2 separate regions of the Homo sapiens genome follow, and region 2 is linked to region 1. A link is an interaction called in ENCODE POLR2A ChIA-PET data of the cell type or tissue named here. Cell type or tissue: OCI-LY7. All regions are shown on one strand. Links, peaks and the distances in the headings refer to the core of each region. The heading gives the core; the rest is flanking DNA.

What was found. ChIA-PET counts read pairs that join two places held together with the same protein. Peaks named below come from ENCODE experiments on the same cell type or tissue, not always from the same donor. Only the 100,000 strongest peaks of a DNase experiment are listed, where the experiment ranks them.
Region 2: POLR2A ChIA-PET joins it to region 1 with 5 read pairs; 2 of 35 experiments call an interaction of 5 or more read pairs at or near these places.

The regions. Positions count from the first base shown.
Region 1 is chr1:27,103,903-27,120,060 of GRCh38, forward strand. It overlaps SLC9A1 (solute carrier family 9 member A1), which reads right to left. Exons shown (of 12, transcript NM_003047.5): 2 at 9,924-10,384; 3 at 5,625-5,875; 4 at 3,746-3,963; 5 at 1,983-2,185. Among named protein-coding and RNA genes, the nearest start is that of SLC9A1, 43 kb to the right of the region's middle. RefSeq lists enhancers at 8,043-8,122, 8,054-8,555, 8,463-8,532, 9,617-10,191, 10,192-10,765 and 4 more and a silencer at 6,171-6,375. In OCI-LY7, for the core only: a CTCF peak has its summit at 8,351; a DNase peak (open chromatin) is centred at 8,359; H3K27ac peaks cover 1,045 bases.
Region 2 is chr1:27,683,019-27,699,176 of GRCh38, forward strand. It overlaps the pseudogene CHMP1AP1 and the pseudogene RNU6-424P. Among named protein-coding and RNA genes, the nearest start is that of IFI6, 19 kb to the left of the region's middle. In OCI-LY7, for the core only: no CTCF peak of the experiment used is centred there; no DNase peak of the experiment used is centred there.

The sequences.
Region 1 (16,158 bases), core at 6,738-10,737:
GCCATGATTTAAACCCAGGCAGGCTGGCTCTGGAGGGAGGCCCCCTCCCCAATGTTGCCTTCAATGAAAATGGGCTTGGAAAATCATTAGCACATACAACTGCAAAATCAAGGTAAAAAAAATTTTTTGAAGATGGAAGCAGGGCAAGAGGACAAAAGTGGCAGCCTCCTCCTCTTTTTTTTTTTTTTTTTTTTTTTGAGATGGAGTCTTGCTCTGTCACCCAGGCTGGAGTGCAGTGGTGCGATTTCAGCTCACTGCAACCTCCACCTCCCGGGTTCAAGTGATTCTCCTGCCTCAGCCTCCCAAGTAGCTGGGATTACAGGCGGCTGCCACCACGCCCAGCTAATTTTTGTATTTTTAGTAGAAACAGGGTTTCACCATGTTGGCCAGGCTGGTCTGGAACTCCTGACCTCAGGCGATCCGCCTGCCTCGGCCTCCCAAAGTGCTGGGATTACAGGCATGAGCCACCGCGCCCAGCCTCTCTCCTTTTTCTTAACTCGAGAGAGAGTCTCACTCTGTCACACAGGCTGGAGGAGTCACACAGGCTCAATCACAGCTCACAGCTGCCTCAATCTCCTGGGCTCAAGCTATCCTCCCACCTCAGCTTCTCAAGTACCTGGGACTTACAGGTGTGTACCACCATACCCACTAATTTTTTTTTTATTTTTTGTAGAGACAAGGTTGCCATGTTGCCTAGGCTGCTCTTGAACTACTGGGCTCAAGGGATCCTCCTGCCTCGGCCTCCCAAAGTCCTGGGATCATAGGCGTGAGCCACTGCACCAGGGTCCCCTCTCCCTTTAAAGGACAGAAAATAAGCCCAGCCCCAGGTTTCCCCTATTTTTTTTTCTCAAGAGAATGCAAAGATGTATCCCATCTAGGGCTTTTTGAGTATCAGTGCCCAGAAAAGACAGAAAGGATGGTAAAGAAATGGAGGCTCAGACAGAGTGTTTCTTATTTGCCCAAGGTCAGGCAAAGTCAGGTAAGGCAGAGCAATTTGCACCATCACAGGCTGGGCTTCCTTGGGGACCTTAGGCAGGAGAGTGGCTGTCAGCTAAGCCTGAGCCGTTTAAATGTACAGAAATCACTGAGCAGCAGGCTGGAAGGATTCTTGGGAATCATCTCGCCTGGTTCCCTCACTTTACAGATGGGAACTGAGACCCAGAGAAGAGTGGGGGTCTTTCTTAGGGTCAGAGGGACACCAACACAGAGCTAGGGCTGACTCCAGGCCTCCTGCTGCCTGGCTCATAGCCCTTTCCAGTTCCCCATGCTGTGATATTATTCCCATTTTACAGATGCAGAAACTGAGACCCTAAGATATGAAATCTCTTGCCTAAAGCCCTACAATGAGTTAGTAGCAAAGAGAGATCTTGGGCCTGTTGACTGTACCCACTTCTCTCTCTTTTTCTTTTTTTTTGAGATGGAATTTCACTCTTGTTACCCAGGCTGGAGTGCAATGGCGCAATCTCAGCTCACTGCAACCTCCACCTCCTGGGTTCAAGTGATTCTCCTGCCTCAGCCTCCCAAGTAGCTGGAATTACAGGTATGCATCACCATGCCCACTAATTTTGTATTTTTAGTAGAGACGGGGTTTCACCATGTTAGTCAGGCTGGTCTCAAACTCCTGACCTCAGGTGATCCACCCCCTCAGCCTCCCAAAGTGCTGGGATTACAGGCGTTGAGTCACCGTGCCCGGCCAGTACCCACTTCTCTTAATGCTCTATGAGTTCCAAATTAAGTTGGGCAGCATTCTGGTTCCTTTACATTCTGATCAGTCACTCTGCAATGACTCATCACAATTCTCACTTTACGATTGAAGAAACTGAGGCCCAGAAAGGGGGAGTGGCTCGCCCAAGGTCACACAGCAAGTTAGTGGTGGAGCTGGGACTAGAATCGCATTTCAAATCACACGCTTTCCTCTCTTTCCACGGGAACAGCCTGTGAGGGTCCCCAAGGCAAGGGCCTGCCCTGCCCTGGCCCAGCACCTGCACAAAGACGGTGAAGAAGATGACAGTGATGATGGCAGTGAGGAACAGGTCACACATGGGGAAGTGCTTCTTGTCCAGGAGGTAGCCCAGAGAGAAGGCGATGGCCCCTCGCAGGCCCCCATAGGCGATGATGAACTGGTCCTTGGGGGTCAGCTTCACGATACGGAACTTGTTGATGAACCAGGTCAGGCCCAGCACCCCTGCAGGGGAAGGCAGGGGGTGATGAGGGTCAGGTCGGGCTGTCCCCAGTCCCTCCTGGATTCTGCATCAGTGATTTCTCTGTGCATCCAGGAAGTCTCCATTACGAAGCCCACCCCGCTCACTCAATTCCTGGGTCCCTCAGCCCAGAGTGCTCTGAACTCCTCAATCCAAGAGCTGGGTGGATCCTTAAAGGACTTCCCCAACCTGGATGTGCTTTAGAGACATCATGGAGGCCTCCAGTGGCTGGAGGGCTGGGGGCAGGAAGAGGGAGAAAAGATCAAACAAGATGGGTCACAGGTCAATACTTGTTAAATGTGATGGGTGTGTGGGGGGTCATGATCCTATTCTCTCTACTTTTCTAAGTACTTGAAATTTTCCATAATAAAGCATAAAAAATGCAGAGGGCTGGGCCCAACCTCCACCCACAGAACCAGAATCCCTGGAGGATGAGGCTCAGGAATAAAGGGGATTTCAAAAGTGCACCAAATAAATGTGAGGTCCTGCCAGGCTTGGGGACATGGACCTAACCCTCAGAGAGGAAGTGAGAGATCCAGGGAGGAGGCGACTGAGGCACTGGGGTGAGGCATGTGGGGCACATGTGAGTGGAACCCATGCACCTGGGGCCTGGTCCCCACGTGTGCCCCGGCCTGCTGCATAGGTTTGGAGGACTGCACGTGGCTCTGCATGCGATTCGGCACATGCTCACGTCACCTGTCTTGAGACAGTGCAGAGAGCACTCAGCTCAGAGTCACAGACCTGGGTTCTGTGGGCCTCAGGCCCCTCATCAGGACAGCCACAGCCACAGGCTCAGAGTCTCAGGGCCCCCTCACTTTGACACAGCCTGACTCTGTCCCCAGAGACCACAGCCTTGCTGTGACACAGGCTTCTCCCTGCTGAAGGGCCCATCATGGAAATGGGAAGTCCCTCCTGTCTAGCTGTGCTGGGAGCAGGCAGGAGCCAACCAGGAAACCTCCACCACAAACTGCATCACACATATACCCCCAGCCCCTCCACACACACACACACACACCCAGGCCCTCTACACACACACACCCACACCCTCACAGCCCCTCCACACACACCCACACCCTCACAGCCCCTCCACACACACACACACACACCCAGCCCCTCTACACACACCCAACCCCTACACACACACCCAGCCCTTCCACATATACACCCAGCCCCTCCACACAACTATACACACACTGCACCACAGCCCAATCCCTCCACACAACACACACATATATACAAAGCCCTCCACACAACATACTACACACACACACCCCCAACCCCTCCACACACTACACACACACCATACACACATCCAGCCCCCCTACAATGCACTACACACACCACACACGCAATACGCATACACACACACACCACAGCCCAGCCCCTCCACACAATACTTATACACTGCACCACATGCACACACCACATAGCCTGGCCCTTCCACATAGTGCACTGCACACACCACACACACAGCACCACAGCCCACCACCCCCCACACACACCCCACACCACAACCCCCACCCCGCCCCAGCCCTGGCCCTCACCCAGCACGCGGGCGATGAGGCAGAAGAGCAGGGTGCTGATGACGAAGGTCCAGTTCCAGTGGTGGGAGCCGGCCACCGTGGAGACGCCGAGGAAGATGAAGATGAGGGTCTCGCTGACGCTGCTCCACATCTTCAGGAAGTATTTGATGGTGGTGTGGGACTTGTGGGAGATGTTGGCCTCCACATAGGGGCGCATCACCACTCCTGAGGCTATGAGCCTGGAGCAGGAAAGAGCGGGGTCAGGGCTCCGTGTCGAGCTGCACCTGCTCGAGCCCCTCCACTGCCAGGGGCAATGGGGCCACGACCAAGGTGCCCATGTCCCAAGCTCCTCTATGGGCCAGGGGCCCGCTGTGTGCTTTACACCCTCTTGCCACTCATCCTCACATCAACCCTATAGACACGGTGTATTCCTCCATTTTTTTTTTTTTTTTTTTTTTTGAGACGAGTCTCACTCTGTCACCCAGGCTGGAGAGCAGTGGCGCGATCTTGGCTCACTGCAACCTCCGCCTCCCGGGTTCAAGCAATTCTCTGCCTCAGCCTCCCGAGTGGCTGGGAATACAGGTGCCCGCCACCACGCCTGGCTAATTTTTTTGTATTTTTAGTAGAGACGGGGTTTCACCATCTTGGCCAGGCTGGTCTTGAACTCCTGACCTTGTAATCCACCCGCCTTGGCCTCCCAAAGTGCTGGGATTACAGGCGACGAGCGCATGCCCGGCCCTATTCCTCCATTTTTAAAATGAGTGATCTTGGCTGGGCACGGTGGCTCACGCCTGTAATCCCAGCACTTTGGGAGGCCGACAAAGGCGGATCACTTGAGGCCAGGTATTCGAGACCAGCTTGGCCAATGTAGTGAAATGCAGTCTCTTCTAAAAATACAAAAATTAGCCAGGTGTGGTGGTGGGCACCTGTAATCCCACCTAATTGAGAGGTTGAAGTGGGAGAATCTCGAACTCAGAGGCTGCAATGAGCTGAGATCGTGCCACTGCATTCCAGCCTGGGTGACAAGAGTGGGACCCCGTCTCAAATAAAAAAATGAGAGATCTGACTCTAAGAGAAATAGTCACCTCTCCCCTGTCACGCTGCCTGCAGGCAGCAAAGCCAAGACACACAAACCACAGTGTCCAACTCCAAAGCCTGCACCTTTGCCCCAAGGCCACACTGCCTCTTGACCCAATAGGAGTCAATGACACAGACCCATGGTCTCCTGGGTTCATTCCCCTCAAGCGTGGCATCTGCCATTACACAGGGGTCTCCACAGGGAGCTTTGTTCCAAGCAGCTGCTTGGAGCTCGGAGTCCTCCCAGCCCAGTGCTCACACCCGGGCTCTGCTCCTGGGAGCCAGGGGCTCTGAACCCCAGTTCTGCCTTGCTCGGCACTGGAACACCTTCACCCCTCACTGCCTCCCCACATCCCATTCTCCCCATTTCCAGACCCGGTGGAGACCTCAGGACCGCCAGGACTCAGGCCTGGTGAGCCTCCTACTGGGGCTGCTGAGGGGACTCCCTTTGAGACAATGAAGTAGCAGGGCTGTGGCTTTCCTCAACCTGAAGCTTAGTGGCTTCCAAGGCTCTGCTCTCCTATACCCTGGGCTTGCCTTCATGCAGGTCATTCTTGCTTCATCTGCTCATAGCCTGAAATGCCCTCTCCCGATTCCTGGACCCCAGGGGGCGCTGCAGAAGTGCTCCTCTTCTAGGAAGCCACTGATGCCCTTGGCCATTTAAATGGCTACCAAGCAGGTCTGGAGCCTGGAGTTCATGTCTCATCCCTGGAGCTCAAGGCTGGGCCCTGGGAGCTCCGTGAACCTACGAGCCTGGGGAATCCAAGCTGGCAGCCCCCGCCCCCACCCCGCCAAGCCCACTGCCTGCTGCACGCAGACTCACGCCATGATGCCTGACAGGTGGAAGAGCTCGGCTGACAAGTAGGCCATGTAGCTGTAGAGGAAGACGAAGAGCGGCTCGATGACCCGGATGTGGGAGGTAAATCGGGAGGTGAAGGCTGCGATGACCCCGTAGACCACGCCCACAAGCACCCCGCCCAGGGCCACCACGAAGAAGCTCAGGAAGCCGAGGAAGATGTCCACGATGCCCACGTGTTCGTAGTTGGCAAACTCCTCAAAGAGGTGATACAGGACCTGGGGAGGGTGTGCAGGCTGGTGGGTGGGAGGAGAGGGCCCTGGCCCCACGGTTCCCTGGGGTCCACCCAGGGCAATCCTGTCCCCTCCGTTAACCATGGCCACAAGAAGAGGCCACACGGTAGCAGAGAAACCCTAGTGCCAAGCAGGTGCTCAAAACCTCAGCCTGGGGCTGAGGGGCTTGCTCTGGGCCAGCCACGTGCCCCACTGGTGAAGGGTGGGCCCTGGGAAGCTCTGTGAAGACCCTGAAGCCAAACTGCCTGGACTGGAATCCTGGCTCTGCCACTCCTGAGTTGTGTACAGGAAGCAAATTCATCTCCCTGTGTTTCAGTTTTCCTGTCTATAAAATGAGGATAATAATACCAAATCTTAGGACTGCTGTGAGGACTAAATCAGCGAATCAAGTGCTCGGAGCCTTACCTGATGCAGTGTTAGCCACATCTGGTGCTATCAAGTCTGCCTCTCACTGCCTGACCTTGGGCACGTCATGCCCATCACTGGGTTTCAGTCCCTCCTTCAGCACAAAAAAGGGACGTTCACACAATGAACTAGAATGTCATTTCTTAACCTCTGGAGCTTTCTGAAAATACACATGTTCAGGCCATACTGGACTTGGACTCTCTGGGATAGGGCCAAGAAATCTCTATGTAACAAGCACCCCAGGGGTTGCAATGAACAGCCAAGTTCAGATGCTATGGAATTAGAGGCTAAGGCATCCCTGTCTCCTGGACTGGGAAATAGATGGTCATTGCAACACTACCATCAGATGTTTAAGTGGCACTTCATACACTGTAAAGCCCTTTGATAGTCTTTATCTGAGTCGACACTCAACAACCATGCGAGGCAGGTGGGTCAAGGATGCTCCTTTGCTAAACCGAGGCTCACAGTGGTAAAACAACACGCCAGGGGGCCCCCAGCCCAGGAGCAGAAGAACTGGGCCCAGAACTTATTCCCTGACAGCCATGGCTGAGGCCTCCCCAGCAGGCTCAGCTTTGAGGATCTGCCCCTCCTATTGCTAGGTCCCTGAGCTGCCTGGCCTACTCAAGTCTGTCCTAGACAGCTCTGCCAGGAAGGAGCAGGGAGTTTCCAGGCCTGGGGGAAGGGAGGGAAGGACGTGAGGATCCATGACAGGGAACCCTCCAAAGCCCCCAGGACCTGGAGCAGGAGGAATGGACCGTGAGGAGTGACCTGTCTAGGGCACAGACCTGAGACCAGGCAGCTCAGGGTCAGCCTCTGGCTTTACTCTCTGGGAAATGGGGCACTCACACCTATGCCAAGAGCTCCAGAAAGACCTGACTTGGGCCAGGCAGCAAGGGGAGATGCAGAGCACTGGCCAGGCCTGGTGCGGCCTGGCCCCAGCTGTCTGGGGGATAGGACAGGGCTCCAGCGGCAGACAGCCTCTTAGCAGGTGCGTACTCAGCCGTGGGCTAAACTCATTCCTGGCCTGAGGGGATTCATGGGTCCTCATGGTCTACCACATGGGCCCATGGAGTCGGCACAGAGGGGAAAGTCCTCCTTTCTGGCCTGGTGCTATTACCCCTGGAACTATAGAGAAACAGAGTAACACAGTGGTAAGCACTTGGGCTTTGGACTCAGACTACGGATTTGAACCTCAGCTATATCATATATCAGGCTTATGTAACCTCTCCGTTCCTCAGTTTCCTCATCGCAAAAAAACTGGAATATAACTGTGTCAACCTCATGGAGTTACTGTATAGATTAAATGAGGCAACATAGGCCAGACACAGTGGCTCACGCCTGTAATCTCAGCACTTTGGGAGGCCAAAGAGGGAGCATCGCTTGTGCCCGGGAGCTTGAGACCAGCCCAGGCAACATAATGAGACCCCATATCTACAAAATAAATAAATAAATAAATAAATAAATTAGCTGGGTGTGATGGCCAGCACCTGCAGTCCCAGCTACTTGGGAGGCTAAGAGGGGATGATCATTTGAGGAGTTTGAGGGTGCAGTGAGCTATGATTGTGCTACTGCACTCCTGAGTGACACTGTCTGTGTGACAGGAGACTCTGTCTCTAAATAAATAAATAAAAATGAGGCAATACACATTCAGACAGGAAGCACCCAATGAACACCAGCAATCACTACCACCGCTGCCACTGCCTTTGGGAGACATGACCATGGGTCCACAAATGGCTGGGTCTGTTACCTGCTTGATGCAACCATGCCCCAAGCTCCACAGCAGTGCTCACCTGAACCCCAACACCCAGATCCCACTGGAGAGGGCTTTATCTTTGGCACTCACTGGCTTCACAGACATTAGTGAGTATGACTCACTAATGTAAGTAATCCTGTAAGAAGCCTGGGAGGATGACAGGCTGAGTACTGCAATCCCTGTGTCACAGATGGGGAAACTCAGGCTCATGTGGTAACCCTGGGCAAGAGCTAGTGCTAGAGGAAGCCAGGATGGAGGCCTGCCTGCTCAGGTCAGGCTATTCTACCCAGCCCCATGAGGAGGCGTGGGAGGAACAGGAAGCTGAGGCTGCCAGCAGCTGAACACCACAGTCTGTCTCTACTCTGAGGTGCTGCTTCCTGAAGGCTGGGGCTGCAGAGGAGGGAGTCATGGCCTGGGAATGCACATGTGCCCTTGAGCTTTCCTGTGTGTGCAGCTGCTCTGAGCGGGACAGCTCAGGAGGGGGTGGGAGTGTTCTCACAACACAACGTGAGCATGCACATGCACACATCTGTTTCCCAAGGAAACCAGCTGGGAGGAAGGGCATGTGCAGGTGTATATGGTGCTACCACGTGCAGACCCTGGAGGAAAGCACTAATCCTCTGCCACTTTGCAGCTATCAAAGGTGAGGCTGGCTGGGCGCAGTGGCTCATGCCTGTAATCCCAGCACTTTGGGAGGCTGAGGTGGGCGGATCACCTGAGGTCAGGAGTTCGAGATTAGCCTGGCCAACATGGCGAAACCCAGTCTCTACTAAAAACACAAAAATTAGCTGGGCATGGTGACACACGCCTGTAATCCCAGCTACTTGGGAGGCTGAGGCAGGAGAATTGCTTGAACCTGGGAGGCGGAGGTTGCAGTGAGCTGAGCTTGCGTCACTGCACTCCTGTCTGGGAGACAGAGCAAGACTCCATCTCAAAAAAAAAAAAAAAAAAAAAAGGTGAGGGCCACAGAGGTATAGCATTTGCTTAAGGTCACACAGCAAGCAAGTGGCCAACTTCTTTTACTTATCACCTTCTAGATGTTTTGGAGACAAGGCCCCTTTCCATAATCTCCGCCCAAAAACTGTGCACAAACCGAATTCTAACTTAAGATATAGCCAACATGAGAGCTGAAAGGCCCCTCACAGATGATATGGTCTGTGAAGAGGGAACTGAGGCACAGAGAGTGTAAGTAATTTGCCCAAGCTCACATCAAAATGCAAGAGAAGGGCCAGGCTTGTTGGCTTAGGTCTGTAATCTCAGCACTTTGGGAGGCCGAGGCAGGAGGATGGTTTGAGGCCAAGAGTTCAAGACCAGCCTGGGCAACATGGTCAAACCCCATCTCCACAAAAAATTTAAAAAATTAGCCGGGTGTGGTGGTGCATGCCTGTAGTCCTAGCCACTCGGAAGGCTGAGGCAGGAGGATCTCAGGCCCAGGTATTTGAGGCTGCAGTGAGTTATGACCGTACCAGTTCACCAGCCTAGAAGACAGGGCAAGACCCTGTCTCTTAAAAAACAAAAAGCAAGTCAAGTCAAGGAGGGAGCATATAACCTAGCAAAACCAAGAGCTTAGGCCCTGGAGTCAGTCAGACCTGGTTCAATCACAAACTGGTTCATACTCCAACAGGTTATTTAACTTCTTTGGGCCTGTGTCTCCCCTGGAAAATGAGAATAATAAGCACCTCTTAAGGCAGCCATGAGGACTTAAATGAGATAATCCATGCCGAAGGGCTCAGCATGGTGCCTGGCATACGGGAAGCGGGAATGTGCCTCAGCTGTTTTTATTACTGTTATTAGCGGGTGGATGAGGGATTCACTGGTGGGCCTGGATTTGGGTTTGTACCGTTTGGACATGGGCATGGCCCCTGGCCTCCTCACCACAGTGACGGCGTCATTGAGCAAGGACTCCCCAAAAACAAGGATGTGCAGCAGCTCATTGATGTGAATTTCCTCAAAGACAGCCAGAACCGCCACGGGGTCCACGGCCGAGATGATGCTGCCGAAGAGCAGGTTGTCCAGGAGGCCGATGTTGTTGATCTGCTCACCGCCCACCAGGCACACGGCGTACATGAGGCCGCCCAGGAAGAAGGCGTTCCACAGCGTGCCCACCACGGCAAAGATCAGGATGGTGCCCAGGTTTTCTGTGAACTGCCGCAGTGGCAGGAAGTAGCCCGCATCCAGGATGATGGGCGGCAGCAGGAAGAGGAAGAAGACGTCGGACTGCAGGAAGGGGGGTGTCTCGCCTACACCCTTGATCAGGCCCCCCACCAGCAGCCCCACCACGATCAGCAGGCAGCTCTCCGGGACGATGCTTGAGATAGTGGGGATCACATGGAAACCTGCGGAGGGCGAGAGAACGGGAGGCCATGGGCTTTCGGAGGAGCCAGGAGAATAGAAGGTTGGGGATGGGCCGGGGATGAGGAGCGCAGTTGGTGAGAGGTGCACAGGCTGGGTCTCAGAGGGCTGCTCTGTTAACTCTCTGAGCCTCCGCTTCCTCGCCTGTAAAATGGAAGGGACAATGCTAGCTTCACAGGTTTGCCATCATAAACCAAGTGACAGTGTTTTTAAAGCACTTTTTTCAAAGGATATATACATGCTATCTCTGTCACTGTCATAAAATGTTAGAAAGCAGCAGTTCTATATGCTTCCAGAAGGCAGAAATTATAAATTGATTACTGACGTGCCAAGTACCTACGGGCATCACCTACGCCTGAACCCAAGGCATTATTCCAGGCACAAGTTCAGGGAGGCAGATCTGAGCTCAACCTGAGGAATAACAATCTAACAATTCTGTCTGAGGGAAGATGGTAGTTCCCTATCACGGAGCTGTTTAAGCAGAAGGCAGACAACCAGCTGGTGGGGAGTGGCATAGGAGACAGAAGAAAGCACAGAAGAATCTAAGAATACCAGCGTGGGAAGGAACTTGGGGATAATAAGGCCTGGGGTCTGCAAACCTGCAAAACAGTAGGCTTTCCTACTGAGTCCAGGCAGCTGCTCAAGACACGGCTCAAGGATGTCAGTGGCAACCAGCTTTGGCAGGTGAGATAAAATCTATTTGCTATCCCGCTTCTAGCTCAATGCCACCCACTTTAAAGATGGGGCAACTAAGGCTCAGAAAAGGGAAGGGACTTGCCCAAAGTCACACAGCAAGTGGGGAGCAGAACTAGAATAGAACACAGGTCTGATGCCCCAGTTCCCATCAAACTGCACAGTTCTGTAATTCAAGCTCTCCTATCCTTCCCTCCCATCAAGGCCTCCTCACACACCCCTCTGCCTGGGACCCACCAGCCATCTCCCCAGGCCGTGTCCTGGCCAGCAACAGGCCGCTCTGCTGTAGTCCACCTTAAGGCTTCAAACCCAGAGCTGAGGAGTAGCAAAAATCCCCGTTGAGAGGGCCTCTCTCAATATCAGGTATGGCCAGAGAACCCTGAGCTCCTGTGAGTGGTTTACTTGTTTGTTTTGTTTTGGGGTGGGAAAGTAGGTGGAAAAAAATCTGAGCATCTAGTTGTATGTTGGGTACTATGCTCCCAGGGTTGGCATAGCCAAGAGGGTTTGTCCCTTTGCTCAAGAGGAAAGCTCTCTCTGGCCTGGCATGGTGGCTCATGCCTGTATCCCAGCATTTTAGGAGGCTGAGGTGGGAGGAACACTTGAGGCCAATAATTTGACACCAGCTTGTACAACATAGGAGACCTCATCTCCACTTAAAAAAAATAGCTGGGCATGGTATGCACCTGTAGTCTCAGCTAGTTAGGAGGGCCGAGGCAGGAAGATCACTTGAGCCCAGCCTCAAAAAAAAAAAAGAAAGAAGAAAGCAAAGCTCTCTCTCCTCCCCTTCCCTATCTTGCAAGCTCTGTGCAGGCAGATCCCATAACTGCTTATCATTATACACCCAGGGCTAGGACACAAGAAGTGCTCAACAAATATCAGCTGACTTGAAAATACACAGGGCTGGGACATCACCCAAGATTTCCGATAACCTGCATGCCTGGCCAGGCCTCTGCTCTCATTACTTACTCTTGAGATCCTTGGGACAGAGGAGGAACTTCCCTCTCCATGCCCAAAGCCCTTCCTACTCTCAGGTAGGAATCTGGGCAGTGCTAGTACGGTGACAAGTCAAAGTTCACACTGCTGGCTGGGCACGGTAGCTCACGCCTGTAATCCCAGCACTTTGGGAGGCCGAGGTGGGTGGATCACCTGAGGTCAGGAATTCAAGACCAGCCTGACCAATATGGTGAAACCCTGTCTCTACTAAAAATATAAAAATTGGCCAGGCGTGGTGGTGGGTGCTTGTATTCCCAGCTACTTGGGAGGCTGAGACAGGAGAATTGCTTGAACACAGGAGGTAGAAGTTGCAGTGAGCCGAGATCACGCCACTGAGCTCCAGCCAAGATCACTCCACTGCACTCCAGCCTGGGCAACAGAGCAAGACTCCATCTTGAAAAAAAAAAGTTCACACACTGAACACTATCCAGGCCCAGAATCCTGGCACAGTGCCAAGCACCCTGAAGACACTCAAAACACATTGGGAAAAAAAGATGTCTCCATCCTAGGCCAAGAGGACCTCGAAGGCACCATGTGCATTCTCCTGATTTCAAAATAGACATGACCAAAAGTCACTTTTTGTTCATCTACTTCCCACATCAATAAAAGGGAAAATAATTCCAAAATCACCCCTTTTGCTGAAAAGTCCCCCAGTCTTTGTACTGTCCACCAGTCAACATCCAGTGTGTAGCTGGCTGGTCCACTGGGAAGGGCTAGTCATGTTGGACCCAAGTCTCTCTTGCTGTAGAGGATAAAGCCCACATTTTCAGCACTGCCTCTGTCATCTGCTCTTGCCTCATGTCCCATTCTCCCCACTGTCAACTCTTAGGTTTCAGCCTTGCCAAATTCCTTGCAATTGCCCCATATGAGCCACATCCTCTTTTGCCTGCCAATCTTCACCTAGTCTAGTTCCTCTCTCTAGAAATCATTCCTCTACCTCTACCCCCACCATATGTGGCTGACACCATATCCTCTGCCTGCCTCCTCCTTCAGGAAGCATTCCCTGACCACCACCTGTCTGCTCAGGTTAGGGCAGGAATCTTCTGGTGCTTCCCTCTCTCATAACCTTCAATCCACAGTCATCTCCCAGGTTCCTCTCTCTCTTCCTGGCACCCACCGAGATCAGTCAGACAACCCAGGCAGAAGCAGCTGAGACAAGACAATGGCATCAGACCCCAAAGACCTGCAGTGTGCTGGAGGGGAGACAGGCACAGCGCAGCGGAGATAAGCAGGATGAAGATTTAGGGGAGCAGAGCTCCTACAGGCAGGGGCCAGAAAGCACCTTCCCAAGGCCGGAAGTCCAGCTCCAGCCAGCTGCATGCTGACCCCCCTCCACAGCCTCCCTGCCCCTGTCCTGGCGTTAGCACCAAGAGCTGCCTTAAGAGAAGGCAGAGTCTAAAGAGATAGTCCAGGGTAGGCAGATGATGGCTTCCACCTCCACCTAAGGGGTCGGGCTCTAAAAATGCCTCCTACCCTCACTCTGTGCCATCAACCCAATCCACAGAGCTTTCCTGGCCCCATAAATCGCCAGACAGTGCCTGGGAGACCCAGAGAAGAGTTGGCCACAGCTCCTGCCTGGGGAGGGGGCAGGCATGTGAAACAAGCCAAGAACAGCAACATGAAGACGGCTCCTCAGGTCTGAGGGCGTCCCATGAGCCAGAACTGTGCTGGGAGCCTGGCACGCACCATCTCATTCAGTCCTCACCACAGCCCTTGGGATAGGTATTGCCTCCATTTTGCAGAAGACAAAGCTGAGGCTCAGCAAGGTTATGCCACTCCCCTAGTGTCTAAGGGAGGACCTCTATTCTAGCTTAGGTGTCTCAAACCGGTAGCAGAGAGCGCTAATTAATTCTTTAGTCAAAGCTCGGTATTTTCTCTGAGCCAGGCCATATGGGACACTGGGAACATTGAGGTGACTCAGACTCTGAACCTCCGTGAGCAGCTGATGGGGAGGGCCATGCTATTCCAGCCCTTGGAGCTTCTATGACCAGGTGAACAGAGAGCTGGCATTCCTATTGAACACAAGAAAAACGAGCTCTGAGAGGAGGCTGCATGCACTCAGCCAGGCCAACCAGGACTGGGTCCCGGGCCTCCTGACTACAGCACAGCGACCTCCTTCTCCTTCAGCCAGCTCCAGAGTACCTGGGGCTGGAGCCATGTTCCTGGAGCTGGTTTCCCTGGCTTTCCTGTTTTGTCTCTGGCGCTCAGTGAGCTGAAGGAGCTCTAGGCCCTGATGGGCTCTCTGGGCCTGAGGGGAGGGCCGGGCCGGGCCAGGCTGAGGAGAAAGGTCTGAGATCCACTTTTGGCTCCCTGCCTGTGGGTAGGTGGCACATTATTGGAAAGCACTTCTAGGGCTGGGGGAGGAAGGGATTCTGTCATCAAGAGGAGGCTCCTTCAGGAGCAACGGCTCAGGGAAGTGGGAAGCAGCCCCTGGACCTGCGCTGGCTTGTCCCTCTCCTAACGCCCTGACTCCACCAACTGCGCTCACTCTGCATCCCTGCAGAGTCCCCACAAAGAGCAGGATGCTTGCTGACACCCGGTGTGGTGAAAGGGGCACAGAAGGATGGCTGCGGCCCCTGGTACCCTGACAAAAGCCCTGCATGGAGGCAAGATCCCAGGATGCCAAGAGATGAGGCAAAACTTTCAGGGCCCAAACATGCAGCAGCAGTGATGTCACCAGGGTGAAATCAGGGATGGGAAGAGGCAGTTAGAGTAAGAACCAGAGTCGTAAGAGCTGGAATGGATCTTGGAGAGCATCTAAATTCTCCATTATATAGTCAGGGAAATGGAGACAGAGACAGCCAGTGACCTGTCAATGATCACATGTCCAGTTCTACCCCAGCAGTCTGTGACACTCCAAGCCACACAGCCTTCTTCGAGGACGTCCAGTCCTCCCAGAACAAGGAGGCACGAAAGTGTGGAATTCAACATCTCCAAGCACAGCCACAGGCCAAACCCTCTGACACAGTTCAGAGTTGGCGCTCCTTTTAGAAGAGGCTGGGGGATGGGAGAAGTGTTTTTCATTCTATCTAGTGTAGGTGGTAGCTGGAACGAACACACACACACACACACACACACACACACACACACACACACACTCTTGCTGAGCAGACACCTCACCAAACTTCCAATTGATGGAGGCTCCCAGCCCCCTGCGGCTGCTCTGCACCACAAGAATGTTTTATTTATATCTCCTCGGACGGTCCCCATCTGTTGAGACTGGCTCAGTGGAGCAGGCAAGGCTGTCCGACATCACCCTGGGTTGCCAGGGTGACCAGACATGCCTGATCCCCCTTCCCGCAACCCTCCTCTGGCCTGGGAAGTCAGAGGGGAGTGCTGGGAAGAGGGGTCTCTTTGGCCCATAGTGCCAGGTCACCAGGGACCCAGGGGCACACTGAGGGCTCTGTCGCCCTACTTCCAGGCCTGAGGACTGCTCTGGGGCTGCAACTCGGCCAGGTCCCAAGGGATTCCTAGTTGCACAATGATTCCATTTCTTTAACTCCCTCTTCAACTGCCCCAGCAACCAGTCTCAACTGCAGCAATGAAAGGTAATACTTCCCAATGAAAGCCCAGCACTCTACAGTTTACAGCGGCACACTCTTAACCCATTTGCTCTCCACCATAGTTCTGGGAAGTCACAATTACCATCCCCTTATTTTACAGATGAGGAAACTGAAGCACACAAAGGTTAAGCAACTTGATCAAAGTCACATGGCTGGTAACTGGGATTCAAACCCAGGTAGTCTGGCTCCAGAGTCTGTGTTCTTGGCCACTCACTGTATTATCCCTGGCTTTATTCTTACTTTGTTTCTAAGGGGCGTGTGAGCCTAGGACTAAAGAGGCCCAAAGCAGTTCCCAAAGGGCCAGCGGTAGGTTTTTCTTTCCATGAGCTCTTCTCCAGGAAGTCTCCCACTGCTTCTACTCTAGTGGCCTAGTAAAGACTTCATGAAATCCTTCCTATCTTCAAAGGCTGCCCTCTCCAGGAAGCTCTCCTAAGTTAACTCAGCCAGGAGGGGAAGGTTGCAGTGAGCCAAGATTGCACCACTGCACTCCAGCCTGGTGACAGAGCAAG
Region 2 (16,158 bases), core at 4,424-8,423, 580 kb after region 1:
CGAATAAAGCCCTTCCTTCTTTAACTCAGTGTCTGAGGGGTTTTGTCCGTGGCTTGTCCTGCTACAAGATCACAGTCACATCTCTCTCAAAGCTTAAGGTGTTTGTGGGGTTCCAACAAGGTTTACATTTTATTTATTTTCACACTTCTTTGATCAACAGAGCAGCCTTCCAAACAGAATGTTGTCCATTCACCTTGGAACTGCCATCCACAAACCAAGCTGTTTGCTGGCCAGTTGAGAGCCGTTATGGGACACTGTAGAAGCCAGCAGCTCCTCACGCAAACCAGTCCTAGCAGAAAAGAGGCTCCTTTCTTTTATCTCCTCCTGGCACTCCCCAGGTAGCATGCTTCTGTATAAGCCATTTCCATTTTGTTATGGAACTCTTCTGGACACTGCTGTCTCTATTTGAGTGTTTCTGTGACATCACCTGAGATCGCATGGGTATTTCAGGTGTCAAGATCATTTTATGTCCTTCAGTCACAGGGGTAGCTTCAGTTAATGTCCCGTAACAAGTTAGTAAGTGCCCCTCAAGTGGAAATTGTCTAGTCCAAAATCTCAGTAGTCTTTGCTTGCAGGTGCTCACAGCCTTTTCTCTTCTTCTTCTTCTTTTTTTTTTTTTTCTGAGACAGAGTCTTGCTGTGTTGCTCAGGCTGGAGTGCAGTGGCACCATCTCTGCTCACTGCAACCTCTGCCTCACCTCTCGGGCTCAAGCAATTCTCCTGCCTTAGCCTCCCGAGTAGCTGGGATTACAGGCACCCACCACCACTCCTGGATAATTTTCAAATTTTTAGTGGAGATGCGGTTTCCCCATGTTGGCCAGGCTGGTTTTGAACTCCTGACCTCAGATGATCCTCTTGCCTTGTCCTCCCAAATTGCTGGGATTACAGGTATGAGCCACCATGCCCAGCCACTCATAGGCTTTTGTCATAGCCCCAGCAAATGCTCCACAAAGAGCTATCGAATGGAGAACTTGTCCCTATCAGCACTCCAGCTTCTACTCTACAGTGTGGGCTTGGGTTTCCATTTAGCATGTCCAACTAAAATTTCCAGAAGGGTGGATTTACATGCCTTCTGTTTTACAGTTCTAGGTAGAGGGAACAACCCTGTCATATACAATGCCCATTTCCATAAAACATTAGGTAAAGGAGACACAACCACTTTACATTAAGCCTTTACGTAAAGCCTGTTTAGACATTCCCACTTTCAGAATCCTGTTGACCAAGTATATTTTTATGTCCCGGGAACTTCTCTTCTCCACCCCCTCCCCAGACCATTTTATTCTCTCTTGGGCAATAAGTGTTTAGGTCCTTAGCCAGAGGCCAGGCCAGGAGACTCTGGCCTCTCTGTCAATCTTCCCTTGATTAACCAGTCTGACCATCACCCCAGGCAATTCCAGGTAGGGTTTCTTATTGTAAATCTTTACCTTCCTGCTTTTAAAATTCCACCAAACTGGAGGAAATAGAGCAAACTGGTTTGGGGCCTTTAATGTTGAAGACCATCAGAGACTCTCTTTGGTCCACCCAACCTTCAATAGTGTTGTATTAAGACATTTATTTTGGCCACGCGCAGTGGCTCATGACTGTAATCCCAGCACTTTGGGAGGCCGAGGCTGGCAGATCACCTGAAGTCAGGAGTTCAAGACTACCCTGGCCAACATGCCAAAACCCCATCTCTACTAAAAATACAAAAATTAGCCAGGCGTGGTGGCAGGTCCCTGTAATCCCAGTTACTTGGGAAGCTGAGGCAGGAGAATTGCTTGAACCCAGGAGGCAGAGGTTACAGTGAGCTGAGATCATGCCACTGCACTCCAGCCTGGGTGACAGAGCGAGACTCTGTCTCAAAAAAAAAAAAAAAAAAAAAAAAAAGACATTTGTTTTCACTGCATTAATTTCCTTTTTTAAAACCTCATTAATTTTTATTTTACTCATCCTATTTCTTAATAACCATCTAAGGATTTCCATCCTGCTCAGACGAGTCTCATGACTCTCCCCTTTCTTTTTCCTCTTAGTTTCACCCTTATCAGTGTTCTCTTCTTTCTCTCCCTCCCTCTCTCTCCTTTCTTCTTTCCTTCTCCTTCCTTCCTTCCTTCCTTCCTTCCTTTGCTTCCTTGCTTGCTGGGGGACCTGTTTATTTACAGCAGCATTTTAGGAAAAGGGCAAACATGGCTCTCTCCTTCAACAAATCCCTGCTTTGGTGCCCAAGGAGACAGGGCTGAGGTAGCCCCTGCCTGGCCCTTGGCTCTGTGGAGCCCTGCACCCTTGGGAGGACAAGGTAGCTCCCCAAAGCTGTTAATTCCAAAGCTGTTATTTGCAAGGGATAGAGGGACCTTGTTTCAACACCCAGCATGTGGGTCAATTTCTGGGGAGGCTGGAGAGGACCATGGCCAGATGGTGCCTTGACCTCCGCATGTCCAGACCCACCAATGGGATCTCCTCCCAGGGGCTCTGAAATCCTGAAAAGAAAACCAAACGCACTGAGTGAGGGTCTTATGCTTCCCTTCATAAGAGCCATGACACCGCGGCAGCCCTGGTGCAGAGGAGGGGCTGGGACTCACCCTCCCCGCCTGCCACCTGTCCTTTCTACTTTGGCAAACAACAACAAAACCCTGGAAGCTTCAAGAAAATGAAGTAAACTTTAGGGAACAGAAAAAACAAAACAGCAGGCTGTGCCCAAAGCCCTCTCTCTGCCGTCCCCCTCTCCGAGTCCTCCTGATGAGCTGCAGCTGGTGGTGCCCGCGTGGCCACAGCACAGGTTTTCCTCACAGAGCCACTGGCCCAGCTGAAGGTGACTCTCCTAAGCTCCCTTCACCAGCCACTCTGGCTTCCACGCTGGGAAGGTAGGATGGGGTGCAGTCGGGGGAGGCACCCAGTTATTTAGAGAGACAGAAGAGATTGGCACACAGGCAGCATCACCGAGGAGGCCCCACGCACATGCTCAATTCTGGCCAGTGCATGGACAGACCCCCTGCTGAGGGGACACAACAGCACAGCCCATGTAGCCCAAGGCACCTCCAGAGGTGGCAGATGAGCAAGGATGAGGACCCCAGGGTGGAAACTCCTGGATTTGGAGCTGGGCAAGTTTCTGTCCCCATGGACTGGGCAGCTTTAAGAACCAGGGGAGCTGAGGGCAGGAGGCCCAGGGAGGCTCAGCCAGCTGTCAGGAGCAGCCCAGACCCCACCCCTAGAATGACAGAGGAGGAAGAGGGGGAGGGTCATCATCTGTAAATGCCACCAAGACAGTGTTGGGTGGCACCTGACGTTCCCCAGCACACACGAGCCACTGGTGCCTCTTCAGGCTGTGTCCGTTCACATGGTGGGACCTCCTGCCCATTGGTGGTAGGGGCAGGGTGCGTGGAGAGGCCTTCTCCAGGAGCTGCCTGGAAAACAGGGCAGCCCTGACCCCCACTGGCTGACAGTGAGCAGCATGTCTCCTATCACGGAGTCTGAAGGTCCCCGCAGTGTTGAGCAAAAGTTTACATGGCACCCACTGGCCAGACCCCATCGACTCCACAGAGAGCAAAAGAGAGCCTGCTGACCTCCCAGCTGTTGGCCCCAGAGTCACAGAAGTCACCCCTACTCAACACCAGGACACAGATCCACCGCCCAACCTAAGAAAACAGGAACAACTCCAGGGCCACCTAGGCCAGGCAGGTGAGAGGAGCTGGGCGACAGTAGCTGCCAGCTGCAGCTCTGCAGGATCAACAAAAAGGCAAGATGCCGGGGGGAGGGGAGGAGGCCAGGAGCCTTGCGGCACATCACAGAGCAGAGGCGGTGCCCACGGCAGGGTGCGGCTAATTCCTCAGGGCGGCTAACGCCCTTGACAGCTGTTCCTCCTGGCTTCACACGGAGCTCTCGCCCGGCAGAGGCACCCTTGGGCAACTGGCTGAGCTGGTCTAGGACCTCCAGGCCATTCTCCTTGGCGCTCTGCACAATGGGTCTGTCCACCTGCTCCTGAGGCATGGTCAGTGTGGCGGCCGAGCTCATGGAATCCTCCATCACTAATGTGTGCATGGCCAGGTTTTGCACTTGCTACTCAAACCTGTCCATCGCTGCAGAGGCCTTCTGCAGGTCCGTGGTGTTCAGGCCTTGTCTGGGGCTTTGGTCACCTACACCATGTTCTTGGTTACCACCTTCATGGTCACAGCTGTCTGCACCTCGGGGGCCACTGTGTCCAGGCGGATGCCATGTAGAGCCAGTTCACGCTGCTGTTCTCCTTGCAGATGGTGTTCTTGGTGTACACACGGGTGCACTCTACATTTTTCTGCTGAAGGGACTTCTTCACTTTGGCCTGGTTGGCGTAGGAGTGCTTTTCTGCCTTCTTGTCTGGTTTCTCCAGCTGCTTCACCATAAATTTCAACTGGAACAGGGTATTGTCCCCTGGCCAGTCTGACAGAAGCACCCCTTGGAAAGGCAGAAGGGACATGAACTCCGGGAGGCATCAGGTGCCAGTGGCTCTTGCCTTATTTCTTAATAACCATTTAAAAATGTTTGCCTTCGTGGGAGAAATCCTTTGATTCTCCCCTCTCCCATTACCTATTCTCTTGTTAGTTGCCTTAATGTTTTCATTACCATCCGTAAGACCCAGGAGGGGAAGCTGAGGTAGCAAATTTGATAAGGCTTCTCTGACTATAGCTCAGTTTTGCAGTAGTAAGGTTACATGAGGTGCCCATGCAAAAGAGGCTGCCTGAACCACAGCATTTATCATGACCCGGGTAATAGGCATTGTCATGCAGGACTCCTGTTGACTCCAATAGGGATGGCACTGTGTCCTAGAGGCCGGAACCAGTGAATGAGACTTAGGGTTTACTGAGGGGAACTTACACACAGGGATGGTCCAGTGGTGGTGGGCTGGACAGGAGCATGCATTTATGAAACAGGGCATGCGTTTTATGAAACGCATGCAGTTGATACAGCATTTTCACTTAGCACCTTCCACCTAGCAACCTCTACCCAGCAACCTCCAGTTAATCCACAAAAAGGGACTCCATCCCCTGTATGGCCTGTGTTCCAAGGAATGAGCCAGGGGCTCAGATGTCCTTCATAGATAAGGAGTGAAACTCTGGGTTGGCCACTCCCGGATTCCTTAGCTCAGGACTCCGAACACACATTCTTCTTAGACCCTAGGATCATTCTCAGGGTACGCTTCAGTTAAGTTATGGCTGTCAGCTGCATCTGCCATATACAGGCATCCTTAGCGGGTGAATGCCTGGTCATTGTAAAGCCAGCTCCACATGGCTTGCATATGAAACCTATCAACTGCTTCATCTGGGGTGTTCCATTTGACATTTATAGGGAATGTAGGGGCCAAGGGAAAAACTTCTCCTTTGCCCTCTCAAGGATCACTGTACATTCAACCCACAAAATGCAGATTAATAGAGAAATGTCATACAAATTTATTAATGTGTACATGAGGGAAAAATCACAGAGTGCTTACCCAACATCCCAATGAGGCCCAAATACTTCTATAGCTTTATTTCAGAGGGGATGGGGGAGATAGGGAATATAGGTAATTCTGTTGAGGGACAATAAATGATTACTAGGGAGAATGAATGGGTGGGGGCGGAGGAATAGAGATTAATTTATAAACGGGCTGGGCATAGTGGCTCACACCTGTAATTTTGACACTTTGGGAAGTCAAAGCAGGAGGACTGCTTGAGGCTAGGAGTTCAAGACCAGCCTGGGCAACACAGTGAGACCCTATCTGTACAAAAACTTTTAAAATTTGCTGGGCTTGGTGGTGCATACCCGTAGTCAGGAGGCTCCCCTTAAATCCGGGAGTTTGAGGTTACAGTGAGCTATGAATGCACCACTGCACTCCAGCCTGCACAACAGAGAGACACCCTATCTCAAAAACAACAACGACCACGACAACAACAAACTTGTAAATGGTTCTCTTGGAAGTAAATAAGCCTGAAAGAGATATTATCTTGTGAATGGGTCTGTTTAAGAATGTGCTTACATTCTCGGTCTTCTTTTCTGTAATAGATAATGAAATAACAGGGAGCGGAAGGAAAAACAATTGTTCTTGGAGAGTCCATCCAGTCTTTATATAGATAGTGGGAGAAGTCTCTTCTAGTGGCTGTGGATCTCGAAAGGCCTTTAATTAAAAATTTAAAATACTCATTATACCAAAGGGAGCCATATTTTTGGGTGAAGTTCTTTGAGCTCCTTCAGGAGAGTCTCCCTTCTCAGGGTAAACAAATTTTACAGTGGCTTTTATCCAATCTACTGGGCTGGCTGTTCCCTCAGGAATAACCTCCTGTTTGTGTGTGGGTCATGTATAGCTACCTGCAATTGTTCTGTAGTGTGCTGTGGATCCTGCATCAACCTCAACATGCTCTTCCATTCTGCAGCACTTGAAATCTAGTTACTCTTGCAATCCATCTTAGTAATGATTCCTCAGGAAGCTGAAGATAGTAATCTACAAAATGGAATAATTCCTTCACATCGTACCCTCTAGTCTATAGTGACTTGGTTTTGCCCTTCCCCTACATTGACTGTCCTCTTGGTAACCCAGTTCTCAGTTATTTTCTGTTTCCCTGCGTAAGTTTTCCCTTGGGGATCAGTTTGGAGGCTAGTGGCTGAAGCTCAGACTCACTGAAATCTGAACTTGGTTTAGCACCAAGGTCTGACACAGCACTCTCTTTCAATTTCATTTTAGCTATTATAGTTAACAGTAAACAAGAATGTTTTTCTTTTTGCTTATTAGTTTGCATTTCCTTATGCATCCAGTGAATCAACTCTCCAGGAGTTGGTTCTGTCTCTAAATTCCATTCATAACTTTTATCTTCAGTAACTGAGCACAGCACAGCTGCGGCTCTAAACCATGGGTGACCACATGGCTACTCAGGGATCAAAAGTTCCTCACCCAGCACTCTTTCATCCTTTCTCTTCCCAAACCACAACTTTCCATCAGCCCAGGCCATTCTAGCAAATCTCACTTCCGTGACACCAACTCTGCCAGGGTGGGGGGAAACAACACTCAGTGTGCCTGTTCTATTATCTCACTTAACAACAACAATCAACACAGAAGACTTTTGTGACCAAATTTGTATGTGAGGATTTCCCCACACACCAAGCAGCAGTCACCAGTTGAGTGTCCTCTGATTCAATTCAGACACTACCTACTCTGAGATAGTGTTATCAGAAAGGGGTCCCGATCCAGACCCTGAGAGGGTTCTTGTTGGATCTTATGCAAGAAAGAATTTGGGGCAAGTCCACAGAGTAAAGTGAAAGCAAGTTTGTTAAGAAGAAACAAAAGAATGGCTACTCCCTGAGGGCCACTGGGTGGCTATTTTTATGGTTATTTCTTGATGATATGCTAAACAAGGGGTGAGGTATTCATTCGTTTTCTGGGAAAGGGGTGGGGATTTCCCAGAACTAAGGGTTCCTCTTCCTTTTAGACCATAGAGGGTAACTTCCAGATGCTGACAAGGCATTTGTAAACTGTTATGGCACTGGTGGGAGTGTCTTTTAGCATGCTAATGCATTATAATTAACATATAATGAACAGTGAGGACAACCAGAGGTCACTTTCGTTGCCATCTTGGTTTTGGCAGGTTTTGGCCAGCTTCTTTACTGCATCCTGTTTTACCAGTGGGATCAGTGGGGTCTTTGTGACCCGTATCTTGTATTGACCTCCTCTCTCATCCTGTGACTAAGAATGCCAAACCTCGTGGGAAAGCAGCCCAGCAGGTCCCACCCTTATTTCATCTAGCCCCTGTTCAAGATGGAATTGCTCTTCTTGGAACACCTCTGACATATTTCCCCCCTCCCTTTTACGAGGGGACTCTTAAGCCTAAGGGTTGTAGAGGGTTGTAGATCTATCCTCTGTAACGTCTTCAGGCTGAATAGGGGAGATAATATTTTTGCCTAATTATTAGGGTCTTTTGTATTCAGGGTAGAGAAGAGCTCAGTCAGTTATGGTGAAGGCCATTCATAACTCTTCCAGATATCACCTTCTGTTCTGACAAAAGGTGCTATGTGAAAGATAATAAATGTTCAATTTAAGAAAATGTTGAGTAGCCTTATTTTGCGTTTCTACAAAATAGTACAACAGCAATATATTCCACAGTGGTAAAGGAAATAAGTAAAATTATCCCAGTAGACTGAATAAGAAGGCTTTTCATGAACTTGACTATTGTTGGAACCAAGTTGTTAGGGGATCACTAGCTGATTCCAATACATGACCAGAATTAGAATACTGATCTAGATTTTTACATTACCTATTTCCCTCTTTTCTTTTGAGCAGCAGCCAGAGATCACTGGTTGATTTACAGGAATAAGTAGAGTCAGTCTAAATTTCAAAAAAAACCCGCAAAAACAAAGATGAGATTAGAATCTAATAACAGATGTACAAAAGTTTTTGAAACATAATTTTTTTCTCTCCAGTCCCCATTTTCATTGAAGACAAGTCAAGGTAGGACTGATTTGTTTGCAAAATAAGCTTTAGTCTTATTATACTTGTCCTGATTATTTATATAAAGTGCAGTAAGATTAATTATTTGCCATGCAGGCTCCTTTTAAAATTGGCTTTGATGGAACTTTATTCCATAAGTAATCTTAGATTAGACTTTTTAAAGCCTTGAGCCCAGCCAAGAATTTATCTGTCTATTCCTGAAAATACCTGTATGAGTTGGGTGAATTCCTTTCCAGTTCTCAAGATAATTTGGGGTTCCTGGGCTTGTCAGAAAGTGACATTCTTTACTTACTACAGATCAGGAACCCTGTACAGGGATTGCATAGACAGGGTATAAGGCTAGTTTTCTCAAGGGGCATTTTTTTTTTTTGACTCTGTTAGTCGGCTTTCATTCTTTAAAGCTGTCTGTATCTGAAAGCACACCATCCCAGTCAAAGCCTTGGTAAAATAATCAGTGTCTCCAACTGTGTCCTGTTATAAAACAAAACAGATTCTTATTGCACTTATGCAAATAACTTAACTATAGTGCCATAAGTTAAGAATACTCACAAATAGTTTCCAAATTCTGGTAAAATCAAGTAGTGAGAAAGAAATATGCTGAAAATTTTGCTCATAGGGGTATGCTTTATTCAATTGTTAAAAACTGTTGATAGCTCAAAAGAAAAGTTTTCTTGACTCTGAAAAACCAAACAGAAAGGATGAGCAACATTTTAAGTAAAACATCAGAAAAAGATTATTTTGGTGTTCTATTAGTTTAGTCTATGCAATTGATTCCTGTTTTGCTTGATATTTATAATTACATTAGTTTTCCAAGAAAGTCTTATAAGTTCCTTCTCTTTATTTTAATGGCACACTTTCCAAAGTTATCAGAGAGCTGCATTTAAGAGTACTTGTCAGTCCTATAGCTGATTATAAACCACCCTTTAAAGAGGATCAAAACAAGACAACAATTGTCTGTGGATGACAAAGTCTTAGGGCAGCCACAGTTAGACACAATTAACTAGGAATTTGGGTTACTTCTGTGGCATACAACAATTTTATATAACAATTATAATTATTACTGATAGTGTAGAATATGTCTTATCAGAATCAGAGGGGTTTCCCATAATTTTGGAACACATACCAATAATATATTTCTACAAATACAGCCCAAAGAAAGCCAAACACCATTTCACATTTGACAATGCTTCCTGTATAATTTTAGTGTACCAAATAAGGCAAATATGTCATTTTTGAGCTTTAGGGGGACCTAATATCTAAAGGATTAATCTGATCATAAAAATATATAATTTATAATTTGATTTTGGAGTTTGTCAAATATCAAAAGTTTAAAATACTGATAAAATAGAATTTCAGGTCACCATAGGCCATTCATTTAGCCAATATGATAACTCAAAGATTTTAAAAAATTGAAAACTTTTACTCATTGATAGAGGAAAGACTTAGCTTTCCAAATAATCTATTTTCTCTCCTTTTTCTTGTAGTTTGTTTAAAAGGCAAACAAAAATCTTTCACTTTTTCAATATTCCATAAAGATCCTGTTCAAGAGAGAAAGCCAAATTTCACCTTTGCATTAGTATACAATTAATATCAAACCCAATTTTAAACAAGACCTTATACACAAATCTACCCAATCTTGATCAGTTTGACCATAAGGTAAGAGTCTCATAAACCTGTTATAATCTTTTATAATTTTCTGTTAAAAAGCAGATCAACAGTGTAAGAAAACCCTGTTGTGCTTTTATTTCAATGTTTGATTTATAGAAAAGCTGAATAATTAAATAATATCCCTTTAATTTTGACCAATAAGTTCACACACAGAATTTTTACAAGATTAATCTTTCACAAACCTTCCATAACTTGGCCAAAACTTCAGCTTTATTCTACCTAACATAAAGCCATCCTTTAATCCTCTAAACCGGAACAAAAAACCCCACATTCCCATGCCTTCTTATAATTTTTTACCGGAAACATATTCTACTTTCCTTACACACCTTGCATGTAAAACCGTTTCTTCAGTAGTCTTGATTACATGTGTTAGAATGTTATCTCTTAGCAACTTTTATTTTTGGTGAAAAACCTGGTAAGTAAGCAATTTTAATTATGTAGCAGATGTGGAACCTAGGATACCAGACAGAAGTGAAGATAAGGTCCAACTCTTCCCAGCATAGCTAGGGAGCATGGCTAACTCCATATGTCCCCAAGTCTTCCCTAAAATCTAATGGCTCCAAAGCAGGTAAGTTGAACAATTTTCAAAGTCAAAGAAGCAATTTATGACCTTAAAGCATTTAGCAGTACTTGCTTTGGCAGCACAATACTAAAATTGGAAAGATACAGAGAAGATTACCAGGCCCCTGTGGAAGGATGACACACAAATTCATGAAGTATTTTATATTAAAAAATAAAGCATTTAGCAAACCTAATATCTTACTCGCCTTTTTTAGACCAAATGTCTTCATCTTGAAGATATTTTAATTTACCAATAATCTTTAAAACTGTCTTTTTTCCAAAATTACTAAACTCATGTGAACTAAAGGGCATTAAAATTGTTATTTTTCTGACAGAATATTTATTTATGCATTTATTATTTTTAAGCCGATTAATCAGAGCTCTTTAATGTATTTTGGTAGTGAAACATCGCACACAACACATAAATACAGCTGAACAGACAGAAGAAGATCCAGTAGTTTTAAGAGTTTTTCATTTGCCAGTTTTTAAGTGTCTTAATTGTTTTACTGGCTTTAGAGTGGAGCCCTTTGAGAATAGGGCCAGGAAAGCATGCAGTTTTTAGGGCTTAAGAAGCAGCACAGTTGGAAGGCAAAATAGACCCCCAAAATTAAGAGTCTCTCTTTTTTTTTTTTTTGAGATGAAGTTTCCCTTTTGTCCCCCAGGCTAGAGTGCAATGGCGCGATCTTGGGTCACTGCAACCTCGGCCTCCCGGGTTCAAGCGATTCTCCTGCCTCAGCCTCCCAAGTAGCTGGGATTACAGGTGCCTGCCACCATGCCCAGCTAATTTTTATATTTTTAGTAGAGACGGGCTTTCACCATGTTGGCCAGGATGGTCTCCAACTCCTGACCTCAGGTGATCCGCCTGCCTCAGCCTCCCAAAGTGCTGGGATTACAGGTGTGAGCCACTGCGCCCCAGCTGTTTTTTTTTTTTTTTTTTTTTTTTTGAGAGAGTCTCGCTCTGTCACCAGGCTGGAGTGCAGTGGCGCAATCTCGGCTCACTGCAACCTCTGCCTCCCACGTTCAAGTGATTCTTCTGCCTCAGCCTCCCAAGTAGCTGGGACTACAGGCGCGCACCAGCATGCCCAGCTAATTTTTGTATTTTTAGTAGAGACGGGGTTTCACCATGTTGGCCAGGATGGTCTCCATCTCTTGACCTCATGATGTGCCCACCTCGGCCTCCCAAAGTGCTGAGATTACAGGTGTGAGCCACCGCACCCAGCAAGAGTCTCATTTTTATACTGAAAGCAAGTTTGTTAGAGAAGTAAAGAAACAAAAGAATGGCTACTCCATAGGCGGAGCAGCCCTGAAGGCTGCTGCTTGGCTATTTTTATGGTTATTTCTTGATCATATGCTAAACAAGGGGTGGATTATTCATTAGTTTTCCAGGAAGGGGGTGGAGATTTCCTAGAACTGAGAGTTCCTTTTACTTTTATTATTTTTTTGAGAGGGAGTCTTGCTCTGTCGCTCAGTTTGGAGTGCAATGGCACAGTCTAGGCTCACTGCAACCTCCGCCTCCCGGGTTCAAGTGATTCTCCTGCCTCAACCTCCCAAGTAGCTGGGACTACAGGCGCCCACCACCACACCCGGCTAATTTTTGTATTTTTAGTAGAGATGGGGTTTCACCATGTTGGCCAGGCTGGTCTCAAACTCCTAACCTCGTGATCCACCCGCCTCAGCCTCCCAAAGTGCTGGGATTACAGGCATGAGCCACTGCACCTGGCCTATTTTATTTTACTTTATTTTATTTTTTGGGACTGAGTCTCACTCTGTCACCCAGGCTGGAGTGCAGTGGCACAGTCTCTGCTCACTGCAACCTCTGCCTCCCAGGTTCAAGTGACTCTCCTGTCTCAGCCTTCTGTGTAGCTGGGATTACAGGCACACACCACCACAGCCAGCTAATTTTGTATTTTTAGTAGAGATGGGGTTTCACCATGTTGGCCAGGCTAGTCTCGAACTCCTGACCTCAGGTGACCCACCTGCCTCGGCCTCCCAAAGTGCTGAGATTACAGGCATGAGCCACCACACCCCTCTTCCTTTTAGACCACGTAGGATAACTTCTAGACATTGCCATGGCATTTGTAAACTGTCATGGTGCTGGTGGGAGTGTCTTTTAGCATGCTAATGCATTATAATTAACATATAATGAGCAATGAGGATGATCAGGGCTTACTCTCGTCACCATCTTGGTTTTGGCAAGTTTTGGCTGGCTTCTTTACTGCATCCTGTTTTATCAGCGGGGTCTTTGTGATCTGTATCTCGTGCTGGCCTCTTGTCTCAACCTGTGACTAAGTATGCCTAACCTTCTGGGAATGTACCCCAGCAGGTCTCAGCCTCATTTTACCCAGCTCCTATTCAAGAGGGAGTCACTCTGGTTCAAACACCTCTGAATATAGCATCAGATATCACAGGTTTAGGGCTCATTCCTCAAGCTCCCTGAGCCAGGCACAAGTCCAGCCTCCAGAACTTCTAATGGACTGGCTTCCAGTTTGGGTCTCCATGATCCCCTCTTTGGGTTCAATTAACTTGCTGGAGCAGCTCACAGAACTCAGAAAAACACTTACTTATGTTTATCAATTTTTTATAAAGGATATTACAAAAGATACAGATGAAATGAGGATGAGAAATGAGGGAAGGGGTACAGAGCTCCTAGGCCCTTCCTGGGCACACACCTTCCATGAACCTCCATGTGTTCAGCTATCCAGAAGCTCTCCAAACCCTGTTTTTTTAGGTTTATTTGTTTGTTTGTTTTGTTTTTGAGACTGGGTCTTGCTCTGTCACCCAGGATGGAGTACAGTGGCATGATCTTGGCTCACTACAGCCTTTACCTCCCAGGCTAAAGTGATTCTCCCACCTCAGCCTTTCAAGTAGCTGGGACTATAGATACATCACACTCAGCTAATTTATTTTATTTTATTTTTTTGTAGAAAGGAGGTCTCCCTATGTTGCCCAGGCTGGTCTTGAACTCCTGGGCTCAAGTGATCCTCCCACCTCAGCATCCCAAAGTGCTGGATTACAGGCATGAACCACGACACCTCGCCTCCTTTTGTTTTTTTTTATGAAGGCCTCATGATGTAGGCATGATTGATTAAACCATTGGCCACTGGTGATCAACTTAACCTTCAGCCCCTCTGCCCTCCCCATTGGGTAGGGGGGTGATGCTGAAAGTCTCAACTCTGTAATCCTGCCTAGGTATTTCTGGTCACCAGCCTCCATCCTGAAGCTACCTAGCAGCTGCTAGCCACCAGTCAATTATTAGCATATAAAAAGACATCACTCTGGAAATTCCAAGGATTTGGGGAGTTGTATGCCAGGAAACAGGAATGAAGACTAAAAACATATTTCACAATATAACAACAGCCCTCTGTTGCTCTGGACACAACTCACCATTGACAGCCTTCCAATAGAGAGCTGGAGAAGTATTTACGGCTGGGCGCGGTGGCTCATGCCTATAATCCCAGCACTTTGGGAGGCTGAGGCGGGCGGATCACGAGGTCAGGAGATGGAGACCATCCTGGCTAACACGGTGAAACACCGTCTCTACTAAAAATACTAAAAAATTAGCTGGGCGTGGTGGCAGGCACTTGTAGTTCCAGCTACTCAGGAGGCTGAGGCAGGAGAATGGCATGAACCTGGGAGGCAGAGCTTGCAGTGAGCCAAGATCATGCTACTGCACTCCAGCCTGGGTTACAGAGCGAGACTCCATCTCAAAAAAAAAAAAAAAAAAAAAAAACTCTCTCTATATATATACCGTCATGTGTCACAGAGCAACAGGAATATGTCCTAAGAAATGTGTCATTAGGTGATTTTGTCATTGTGCGAACATCAGAGATTGTACTTACACAAACCTAGATGGTAGAGCCTACTACACACCTAGGCTATATGGTATGGCCTATTGCTCATAGAGTACAAACCTGTACAGCATGTAACTGTACTGAATACTGTAGGCAGTTGTAACACAATGTTAAGTATTTGTGTATCTAAACATATCTAAACATATAAAAGGTACAGTAAAAATACGGTATTATAATCTTATGGGACCACTGCCATATATGCAGTCTGTCATTGACTGAAACATCATTATGTGGCATATTACTGTATATATACACATATACATATGTATACACACACACACACATAAATATACGCATTCTATTGGCACTGTCTTTGGAGAACACTGACTAATACAGATAGTTTCAGGAGATCCCACTTGACTCTTCCTATCATAATAGCTTCTAATCCACAGGTCACGACATTGTAAGAGGATTCTGTTAATTTCTGTGAGACTCATTGGACTTTAGGTCAATTCCATCTATCACCTGGCCTCCCTTAGCTCCTATTCTAATCAGGAAGTGATGATGGTATTTTGTTTTCTAGTTTCTGTGACAGCACAGATTCTATAATGCTCTTTGAAAATTCTAGATAGTCTTCTTTTTCAGTGAACAGTTACCCTGGTAAATGGCAGCAGATCAGCCCTCTGGGGAAGGACTGGAAGGATATTTACTATATATAATGATGGTATGATTACAGAGTCATTCCTTAAGGGGGTATGGTCACCCTATATTTAAGTGGTTCTAGTCCTGTGAATTTTGGTCAGGAATCTAGCTGGGTGCAGTGGATGAGGAGAGAGGATTGCTTGAGCCCAGGAGTTTGAGGCTGCAGTGAGCTATAATGGTGCCAGTGCACTCCAGCCTGGGTGTCAGAGCAAGAAAAAAAAAATGAAAAAAATTTTAAAATCTAGATGAGGGACCAGAATTTTCCAGTGTAGCAGCAGCTAATTCAGTCTTCTGGTTGCCAGAACTTTATTTAAAAAAATAAAAATAAAAATCAAGGACCATCCAGTTAGCTGTATCCCATTCCCATAATCAGCGTATAGATCCTCGAAGGTCAAGGCACACTCATTGCCACTTTGGGACTGCTGCCTTTAACAGTAATTATATTCACCTGGTCTTGGATGTCACCTCTGCCATTCTGAAATCTGAACATTAGGATTGATAATTAGGATCTCAGTTCCATGGTAGTGCTTCTTACTTTTAATCCGAGAGTACTGAAGACGGACATCACTGAGCTACTCAAAGATGCTGGTGTTCCCTTATCAGTGAACTTATTGTCTTAGTGAAAAGAATATCCTCTGGGCCTTCCTAAAGAACATAGTCTGGTGCTGAGTTCTTGGGTGTTATAGTCCTACCTTCCTGAACTTTCTTACCTCTTATTAAACACTCTACCATGGTTGGGAGGCCGAGGTGGGCAGATCACAAGGTCAGGAGTTCGAGACCAGCCTGGCCGACAAGGTGAAACCCCGTCTCTACTGAAAAAATACAAAAATTAGCCAGGCATGGTGGCAGGCACCTGTAATCCCAGCTACTTGGGAGGCTGAGGCAGGAGAATTGCTTGAACCCAGGAGGCAGAGGTTGCAGTGAGCCAAGATCACGTCACTGCACTCCAGCCTGGGCAACGGAGCAAGACTGCGTCTCAAAAAAAAAAAAAAAAAAAAAAAAAAAAAACCCTAACCAT